2 separate regions of the Homo sapiens genome follow, and region 2 is linked to region 1. Evidence: chromatin loops called from intact Hi-C (ENCODE). Cell type or tissue: mammary epithelial cell. All regions are shown on one strand. Each heading gives the region's core, and the rest is flanking DNA. Links, peaks and the distances in the headings are about the cores only. Region 1 overlaps LOC105373891 (a long non-coding RNA gene). Region 2 has its middle 790 kb from the start of MIR4268.

The links. Peaks named below come from ENCODE experiments on the same cell type or tissue, not always from the same donor. Only the 100,000 strongest peaks of a DNase experiment are listed, where the experiment ranks them.
Region 2: it touches region 1 in a loop (7-fold over the local background); 2 of 110 quality-filtered maps call a loop at or near these places.

The regions. Positions count from the first base shown.
Region 1 is chr2:219,994,566-219,999,952 of GRCh38, forward strand. The region is part of intron 1 of LOC105373891 (a long non-coding RNA gene); the gene reads left to right. Among named protein-coding and RNA genes, the nearest start is that of MIR4268, 91 kb to the left of the region's middle. In mammary epithelial cell, for the core only: CTCF peaks have their summits at 2,869 (motif pointing right), 3,778 and 4,492 (motif pointing left); no DNase peak of the experiment used is centred there.
Region 2 is chr2:220,690,209-220,695,595 of GRCh38, forward strand. No RefSeq gene overlaps it. Among named protein-coding and RNA genes, the nearest start is that of MIR4268, 790 kb to the left of the region's middle. In mammary epithelial cell, for the core only: no CTCF peak of the experiment used is centred there; no DNase peak of the experiment used is centred there.

The sequences.
Region 1 (5,387 bases), core at 105-5,104:
TGTGCTGCTGCAATCCCAGGTGACCTTATATATCCTTCCTAGTCTTCAGATTCCTTAATACTTTTGAATTCACAGACACCTGCTCTGTGTTGTCCTTGCAATGCCCAGGGCTTGCCAACCCTTACCTGTCGGTGGTGTGAGGAAGCCTGAAGTAGGAGCAAACAAGGAAGGAGAATTTCTCCCTCTTCCTCCCAGGGATTCCTGGTCATCTACCACAACTCCTTTGTTCTCTACCACCCCACAACCCTGGATCTTGCAAGGGAAGGAAAGATCCATTCAGGACCGAAGCCCATTGGAGCCATTCATGTTCTGGGTTGACGTGGATTCAACTGGGCATGGCTGCTCTGTGTTGGGTGGGCACCCTTACATCTCTACCAGTCCTGGTCCCTTGACCTTTGATCGTCTCTGGCCTTGGCCTGTTGTGAACCTGAGGTCTCTTGCTTGCTCTGTCAGTCTCCCTCCTACCCTCTTGATGAAGGTCTTGACTTCAGAGGACCTTTCACAAATAACAAAGGTGTCTGGGCTGCCTGGAGTGTCTGTTCTATGCTAACACTCCACTAAGTGCTTTATATCTGCAGTTTGCTCTGAGTGAATTGAATCCCCAGACTCTAGGGTAAAGGTGATATCGTCTTCATTTTACAGACAGGGAAACTATGAAGCTGGGAAAGGCTATTTATTTTTCTCAGGATTATACATCTGGTAAATGAAGCTTACTCCTTCTATAATTTTACTCCTTCTATAATATAATAATATATTACCCCTTCGATAATAGCTGCTGATATGGGCCAGGGGCTTCTTATCCATTATTTGCAATCCTCATAACAACTCTGCTGTCTCATCCTCTTTGTTTACCAAGTGATGGAATTGAGGGACAAAGAGGTTAAATAACTTGCAGTGGGTCACACAGCTAATAAGTTATAGTTATGAAGTTTAAGTGCAGGGCTCTGAGACTCCCAAACTCCTCTTTTATTCCCTTTCTCTTGAGACTTCTTAGACTTCCTCATGATCTCACCGAGCCCTTCTCAAATAACTGTGTGTGTTAGAAGTCTGGTTAAAAGAACATCAAGAACAGAGCTGACAGGCAAAACATGTCTCATTTACAGGGCAGCCTGCGTGTGTGGTGTGCAGAGGGCAATGGTGGGAAGCGAAACCCCGTCCCTGGTCTTGGTAGTTCATGGGCTGATTGTAAGAACGTGAGACCCTCTTACACTTTCTTTTTGAGCATCTCCTGTTGGCACCACCTCCTTTTCTCTTCCTTTTGACTTCTACGATCTTTGGTCTGTGTTGTCACCTCCTTTTGACTTCTGGAATCTTTCATCAGTGTTGTCACTCCACGCACTGGCCCACGCCTCTGTCTGGGCCTGTACCCAAGCCCCCTCAAATCATTTGAGTGTCTGCCTTAGTAAGGGAAGCCATGAGGCACCAAAGGTACCAGGAAGTGAACCAGGGTCTTGTCTGGACCCCAGCCCAAGCCCAGACTATGCAGCCAGAAGGAGATCACTGGAAAATGGTATTAGCTCGTTGCAACCTTTAGCACCATTGCTGTGGCTTCTTTCCTGCCTTGGAAAAAACTGCCTACTTTCAGTTTTGGATGAAAGTCATCCTACTTTCAGTTTGATGACTCCCCAACTCCCTCCCACAAACCCAGATGCTTTGGGCCAAAATCTATTAGGGCAAAACACACCCTGCTCACTCCAGGCTGTGAGAATGGCTAGACTTTGTGCATCTTCTGATCTGATTACATTTCCAGTCCCAACCACCTTCATTTTTCACCTCCTAATTGATTTCCCTGCTTCCACCCCTCCAATTTATTCTTTGCTCAGCAGCCATCCCAATCCTCCTAAATTGTGAGTCTGCTCATGTCACTCCTCTAATGGTGTCTCATGTTCTTTAGAGAAAAAGCTGAAGTCCTCACAGTGGCCTACAGTGATCAAGGGAGGGGCTGGCATTTTTTTTTTGGCAAAGGGGCAGATGGTAAATACTTTTGGCTTTGTGGACCATTGGCGTCTGTGGCTACTACTCAGCTCAGCTGCAGCAGGAAAGCAGCCACAACATGTGAACAAATAAGCATGGCTATGTCCCAACAAAACTTTACTTATAAAAGTGGGTGATAGGTTAGATTTGGCCCACAGGCCGTGATTCGCTGACCTCCTCTCTAGGTGATGTGGCCCTGACACCACATGGCCTTATTACCTTCTGCTCTTGCCCTCTGTTTTAGCCCACTGTCCTCTGTAAACATGCCAAGGCTTTGCTTGGCCTTTGCATCAGCTGTTCAATCTCAAACATTTTCTCCCTTTATCTCCGAGCGGCTCATTTTCTTACTTCTTCAGGTTTCTGCTTAAGTATCATTAGCAGAGAGCCCACCCTGACCACCTTATCAGAAATAGCAACCTTCTCATTTTCTTAGCACCCCATCCCCTTTACTCTGCTTTAGTTTGCTCGATAGCCATTGCTACCACCTGACATCTTTATTTATTTGAATGAATAAATGGTTCCTTCGGCAAATATTACCGAGTGCCTCCTTAATGCCAGCCAACTCTCTAGGTGCTGGAATCCCGTAAAGAACAAAACAAAGGCCTTGCTATCATTGGACTTTAAGTCCAAAGGGGAAGACAGACAACAAAAGTAGTAAAAATAAATATAAACATTGGTAGAGATAAGTGCTATGGAGAAAATTAGGCTGGGTGGGAGATGGGTTGTGGTGGAGGCTCATGTCTCTGTTTCTCTGGTAGTAGTTGTCTTCTGCCTGGCCTCATTGCTAAGATTTCACGGGTTACAGCAACAGTGACGTTAGCTCCCATTGCTCAGCTTAGAAGTTGGTGACGCAGAGCTGGAGCGTCTGACAAAATCCCAGAGCCAATAGGGGGCGCCACAGACTGGGGAGAACTGGCTGTGCAAAAAGGTGTGATCAAGGCAGGGGCAGCCAAGCTTCTGAACACGGTGGAAGGGGAGATGAAGGCTGGCAGCACAGGGGCAGGGAAGTTGGAAGTTGTGGGAGGTAACCGGATCTGAGCACAACTGCCTCCACTACCTGTGTTTTTCATGGAGTGCTGCCTAAATTACAAGGCGTTACCGAAGAATGCGCTTCTAAGTTGGATGCTTCATAAATCAGCCAGGCATGCATTATTATGCTGCAACAGAGCCCTTGTTGTGTCTTAATGCTCAATGATACAGCACAGAATCTGGGTTGGGCTTTCTATCATCTTGGACGTGTGGCAGGAACTCGCGCAGCTCTAATTGCTCTACGTGGGAATGGATTCATTGGTGCTTTGGCAGAATGACTCACTCTGATCAGCGTTTAGATTGAAGGGACTCTACCTGGAATCACAGGCTCAGAGAAATCTAGAGACCTTAGAGAGTTGATCCTAGTCTAATCTGCTCATGCTACAGATGGGAAAAATGAGGCTCACAGAGAGGAAGTTACTTGCCCAAGGTCATAAGTGGCACTTAGGGACACAAGTCAGGCTACTGATTCTGAGTTAAATACTTGGGTCACCATCCCAGATTCTCAGGAGAGCCGCCGTGCCCCTTCCTAGGCCTGCAGCAGGTGCCTCGGATGGTGACATTCTCTTGCCATCTGACTCAAGCTGCAGACCAACTGGAAGAAGCTGTGCCTCATTTACTTGAACACAAATGGACAACCAATTAAAAAAAAAAAACAGACTTTCACATTTTATGGATCCTTAGGGACTTAGTGAACTCATGCTCCCAGATTAAAGGAAAGAGGAAAACCATACCCTTCTTGCTGAACTATGCTGCCTGCTGGTTCCCCAGCGCACCCTGGTGTTCTCCGGAATGGAGACAGCCTTTAGGACAGCTGGAGAGCATTATCACTTGAAGGCTTGCATTCTGGCTTTTATATATGATTTACATACATCTGCATACTGTATGCTCTGGGCATTGTTTTCTGTGTCATGCCATCTTCACAGTCTCCCTTCTCCAAGCTCACTTGGCAGTTTGGCTTCCTCAGCTCTGCTGGGTGAGGTGAACGCTTGGTTGGAGTTTGATCTGGAGAAGCATCTAGAAGTTTCACCTCAGCGGGAGAGACTCTGGGACAGAGAGTGGCTGCTGAAGTCAGTGATGTGTCAGAGTCAAGTGGCCATCAGTTTCCTTAAGGTTCTACAGTAAGATCTGTTTATCACACTCCTTATCTGTCTCTGTCCTGAGCTAACTGTGTTTCTAAGTGCCAGGGGTCGCCCATGGGTTCAGAGTGACTGTCTATGTGTCAGGTAAAGTAGAAACTTTAGGATGCCATGGAAGAGACAGCCAACTTTTGGGCACCGTAGATAAGAAATGCGAATTAAAGCCGCAGTGAGATTCTACTACCCTAGTGGGTTAAAAAGACTGATAATACTAAGAGTTGACAAGGCTGTGGGTCAAGTAGAACTCTTATACATAGGAGGTAGGAGTGTATATTGGTACAATTACTTTAGAAAATTACTTGACAGCACCACCTAGAGGTAAATATTTGTCTCCCCTGTGACCCAGTCATTCTACTCCGAAAGCTTTCACCAAGGAAAGGGGGCACACATGTCCATCAAAATACATGTACAAAAATGTACACAGCAGTTTCATTAGTGATAGTAAGACATTGGGATCTACCCAAGTGGATAAGTAAATTGGATATAATCATACAGTGGAATAGTGCCTGACAACACAAAAGAATGAACTACTTGTATACTACTTATACATACAACAACATAGATGAATCTCACAGATGTAATATGCAGCAAAAGAAAATAGATACAAAAGAATCTATCCTATAGCATTCTATTCATGTGACATCTGAGAGCAGGCAAAGCTAGTTTATGGTGATAGAAGCAGAACTGTGGTTACCTCTGGTAAGGGAGTAGACTAGGAAGGGGTAAGGAGAAGCCTTCTGGGGTTGATGGAAATGTTACATCAATAGTAAAAATTCACTCATTCACTTAAGTAAGATTTATGCACTGTATAGTGTGTCTGTTATAACTCAATAAAACTGAAGGAGGAAGAAAAGGGGACCTGAGTGAGAAAGACTCAGGGTCATTCTGGTAATATGTTCTATGTCTTTGACTTCCGGGACTTGGCCTCTATTTCCAGACTCCTGACACCAGCTTGCTTGATGGACTATGCTCTTTAGCATCGCCCAATATCAGCTCTGCTATTTGCCTACAGCTTGATGTTCAAACGCATTCTAAGATTGACACTAACTTCTGATACTTGTACAGTGTATGCTCAACTTCAGGTTTGCCCGACTTCAAGGTGAGCTGATACTATCAGAGCTTGCCTGCACCAAAGTAGCTTTTCTGGGGCCTGCCTTCCGCACTCTCCGGCCCCCTTAATCCAACACTTGGTACTCATGATGAGATAGGCCCCAGAACTCCTCATACCATATTTCCATCAGCTGC
Region 2 (5,387 bases), core at 55-5,054, 700 kb after region 1:
GTCCCTGCCCTATGTTACAAAACATTTCTCAATATGACATTGAAGAAAAAAACCCTACTCTCTGGTGTTCTTATGGAATGTTGCTCCAGCATTTGCCAAACTGCATCCTAATTATGCATTCATGTGATTTTTCCCACTGGACTTTGGACTCTTGGAGGATATGATTTGATTATTTTTTCAATTCCAAGTACCTACACAGTGCCAGGCACATGGTAGATGCTAAAGGAATTATTATGGAGTGAATTTGGTTTTGAGATATCAATTATAAAATCGAAGGCTGATTCTTTCCTTTAGATTAAGATGTTAATTATACTTTTTGTTATAATAATTTTGAATGAAGGATTTGGTCTTGCAGTTATTTTTATTTGAGATGATCTTCCATTTCTTTCCTTTCATTCCGTCTTCTATTATCACAGTGAAGGCTTTCAAAACAATGCGCTTGGACTACTCTAACAACTTCTTAGCTAATGTGCTTAGTTTTACTCCTTCTCATTCATTCTATGGCTAAGATAATTTCTTCTCATCATGAAAAAGCCATTGTTTTGACCACACCATGCCCCATAACCTACAAGGATTTTCTATCATTTGTCGGTTCTTGCTCTTAAAATACTATCAAATTTGGAACTCAGTTTTCATCTCACAACCTATTTCTGGTTGTCATTATCCATTCCTTCTCAAATCTTCCACTCTCCTTCAGTCTCAACTAACTTCCCATTGATTTCAAAATAAAGTCAAGGCAACTTTAGGGTTTTCTAAGACCCTTCATGACCTGCCTCCTTTCTTTCAACTCTAGACTCAACTTTCTCCTTATTCAATTCTCTACTTCCATATACAACTAGAGCTACATCTAACTTACCCAATTTCTTCAAATCTGTCTCTTCTCTCTCATTTCTAGAACTTTGACCTCACTGCCTGAAACTCTCTTCCCCTTCCTTTTAAGAGACCAATTCTACTTTCAGTATGACATTCTTCCAGTATGCCTTTAACTGTTACTTCATTGGAATGCAATCATTCTCGACTCTGCTGGACTTGGTCATGGATCTGTTTAGTATGCTATACTCCCACATAACATCACCTGCCACGTTTTGTTATTTTCATCCATTTAATGGTCTAGGGCTGAGTGCTGGATCATATCTGCATGTCTACAATGATAATCATAATGGTTAATATTTATTACACACTTTTGCATCAGACATTTTGATAGGAATTTTGTATAATGTTGCAGATACTAGCTAGTAGTTCACTAAATCCTTTCTATTTCCTGGAAACTCAGCTGGATGGCATTTCCCAGGCTCCTGTGTAGTTAGATGTAAGCAAATGATCACATTCTATCCAATGAGAGGTGAGTGGGATGATAAGCGTCACTGTAAGATCTAGTGTGTAAATCCTCTCGCCCAAGATCATCTTAGTTCTCTCCCATTTCCCTGAAGAGTACAGCCTGAATAATCCTGTAGAATGGTATCATACCAAATCAAATACCGATTGACCTCATAGGAACCAAAAATAAACTTCAACTGTATTAGGCTATTTTTGGTTACATTTTTACAGCACCTACCATTTTCTAATCAATGCAAACACATTTTTATTAAATTATTGGGTATGAATATTATTATAATTACCACTTTTTATATGATTAAACTCAGATAAGGAAAGATGAAGTAACTGCTCGAAGGTTACACAGGTAACTGATGGGGCCTAGATCTAAATCCAGACAGGCTGACCTCAAAGCTCAAATTTTAACAATAGTGCCCTCTATTATTATATTACATATTAAAATGACAACAACATATTAAAGTGATAAAAAATCAAGCAGAAACATGTTTTAAAGCTACAGTGATTGAAAGAGTGAAAGAAAACAGAGAATACTGGAGTAGAATCATGAAGCTCAGAATCAGTCCTATTTTATAACTATTGAGCCAATAATGGTAATGTTTCAAATTAGAAGTGAAAGTTACATATTTTCATACTTGTAGATATATATTATAGATGGATTAAAAATATTAAATATAAAAATAAAATCACAATAAAATTATAATAAAATGGCAGATTGTATTCTGATTTTATTTCTAACTTTTAACAAAACATTCAGTACTTAGTAATATGTTCAACAAATATGTTAACAATGAATCTGATTTTATGACTACCTGTCATCTGACTTCATGCCCCCATCCATTCACTTTGTTTCAGAAAATATGTGTTTTGCATACCTGTAGAGAAAAAAAAACCCTACTAGAGGTATAGTTTTCAGGTTCTGTGAGATTTTACGTTACAGAGGATATTTTAGTTTATTTTAGAAGTGTTAAACAGTCTTATTAAAGAGTATGAATAGAAAAAAATGTACCTGGGTAAAAATCATGAAAACTTAAATCTTATATTTCTAAGGACAGAGATCAGTTCAGAATTGTTTAGTTCATACTCATGTTCATTTTACTTATAGGATGTTTACTGCTAACATGATTAGTTGAGGCATTTGCTCAATATATTGAAAGGCAAATAAAATGTCATATTCTATGTGTTCATTAGCAGAGAGTTCAAAATGATTTTCTGTTTATTAGGTCCCCAGTTCTTCAAAATCAAAACTTGGAAAATCTACTCAGAAAATTTCTAGTGGCCAGGAATCTTTTATGAAGAAGACCTAGGGGCTTAGGTCAGTATTAGTGTTTTTAATAGAAAAATACATATATTTTATCATATGTCAATTTTTATTTCAATTAAAGAACTTATATGAGAATGCCTGAAATATCTGTGATTTTTCCCAGACCTAATATATAATCGTTTTAGCAGGATGTCAAGGATTAAAAATTTGCCACTCTTCCTCTGGAGTGGTGAGGTCTATCTTTCCTTCCCTTGAATATATCTGACCGGACGTCTAGTAGAATGCAGTGGAAGTGATGCTGTGTGGCTTTAGGAGCCAGACCTTAAGATATCTGCAGCTTGTGCTTTTGTCTTCTTAGAGTCCTGCTTCTAGAAAGCAAGCCACCATGTAAGAAGTCTGTGTTAGTTTGCTGAAGATAATAGCTTCCAAATTCATCCATGTCCCTGCAAAGGACATGGTCTCTTTCCTTTTGATGGCTGCATAGTATTCCATAGGTTATATGTACCACATTTTCTTTATCCAGTCTATCACTGATGGACATTTGGGTTGATTCCGTGTTTTTGCTGTTGTGAATGGTGCTGCATTTATTGAACATACATGTGCATGTATCTTTATAATAAAATGTATCTTTATAATCATTTAGGTATATACCCAGTAATGGAATTGCTGCATCAAATGGTATTTCCTGTTCTAAATCTTTGAGGAATCACCACACTGTCTTCCACAGTGGTTGAACTAATTTATATTCCCACCAACAGTATAAAAGCGTTAGGAAAAATAGCTAATGCATGCTGGGCTTAATACCTAGGTGATGGGTTTGTAGGTGCAGCAAACCACTATGGCATACATTTACCTATGTAAAAAACTTGCACATTCTGCACATCTACTCCAGAGCTTAAAATAAAATAAAATAAAAAGTCTGTGATGCCAGTAGCCAAAGACGTTCCTTTATGCTACCAGCCATTCCTATTATGCATGCCTTTAGGAGTTCCCTTTGCTAAAATCTGGGCTGGGCCTGTGACTTGCTCTTGATTAATAGAGAGTGGCCAGGGTGATACTGTGTCACTTGGAATTCAGGTCATAGGAAGCCTAGAAATTTCTTGTCTGAACTTTTCTAGATACACACTCTTGGGATGCTCCCTCTTAACACCCAGCTGCCATGATGTGTGAAGTCAAAGTCACATAGAGGAGGCCAGGTGTAGGTGCTCCCAGTGATGCTTACATTTGTGCTCCCAGAAACAGTCAACATCAACGGCCAGTCCTGGGCCCAAGCTTTTGGGTATCCAGATCAGTCAAGCCTTAGCATAACTATACCCCAGTTAATATCTGACAGCAGCCACATAAGAGACCTCAATACTACGAGAAATTATCATAAATTATTGTACTGTTACAAACAATGGACAGCTGGAGCAAAATCTGACTACTCTGAGACTTTCATAACAGAGCAGCCTTCTCTGCCACTGTGAAGGATGGCAGTATGACTTCCCCAGAGGAGCTACTGGATTGGCTGAGAGTCTTATTATCTCTTAGCCATGCAAGAAGAAAGAGACCACATTCAAGAACACAAAGAGCCAGATATGCAAGTGAAACCTTTTTGGACTGGCCAGCCCAGGCTAGCCACTCATGAACACAGATGAGTGAATAACCCCAGGTGACACCACAGGGAGCAGAGAAATTCTTCTCTGAGCCCTGCCTAAGCTCCTAGCACCCAGAATGGTGAGCAAACGAAAGGTTGTTGCTTTATACCACAATATTGTGCAGTAATTTGTAATGAAGCATAAGATAACTCTGTATTTTGATAATCTCAAAATACAGAGTATCTGAGATTAGATCTATACATTCAAAGCTAGATCTTTTTAGACTTTGATTTTAATGTGTGTATAAATTAACAGGAGCAATGGACTAAAGTGTGAAAGTGCTTTAGGATAACTTGCTGAGTGCATCGAGAAGAAATGAAATTATTTAAATACTTATGGCCAAAGTGTTGGATGGGAACAGTGATGGAAAAGGTCGGAGAAGGAGGCTGAGCTGCTCCTCTATTTGTGGAGGACATGGGATAGGTTATCTTGGAGGATGTAGGACTCTGGTTGCTCAGACCTGTCACTATCTACCCATGGCACACAGAGCATGCATTTGTGGGCTGCTTCTCTCTCCCACCTCCTTCCCTTTGACACCTTTTTCATCACTTCTACATCTCCCCAGAAACATAGGCATATTCTCACTCCTCACTGTAGTGTTACCAGCATGTCAACTGATCACCAACATTTGAGTTGTTGGGAGAAAACCAAAGAACACAACCAATACATAAATCTCCCTATGACGGATAATTCTCTCTTCCAGTTGCTTTTTCCTCCAGCCACTTCTCCAGATAGACAACAAGCTCAGTGGGTGCTGCTAGAATCAAGGCATCTGCTTACCCACAGTCCCCTGCACTAGAGCTATCAGCAGTTTGTATGTAGAGCAGGGAAGCCAGTTGATATTAGCTGCTCCCCAAAACCATGCATCCTGTCATTTCTCTTCACATTGTCACACTAGTTTGAAGCCCACCACTTTCCAGAAAGCTCCACCCCCAGAACTTGGTTGTTTATTTATGGACAACATGCTCTTGGACCCTAAAATTCTGGTTGGAGTTTGATCTGAGCAATTGTTAATTGAACAGTGTAATTGGAACAGAAAACAGAGCAACAATCTCTGCCACTGTGAAGGTCAGAAACATGACTGCCCCAGAGGAGCTGCTGTATTTGCTGAGAGTCCTGACTGTCAGGTCTTTGACACTGTTCCCTTGGATCCA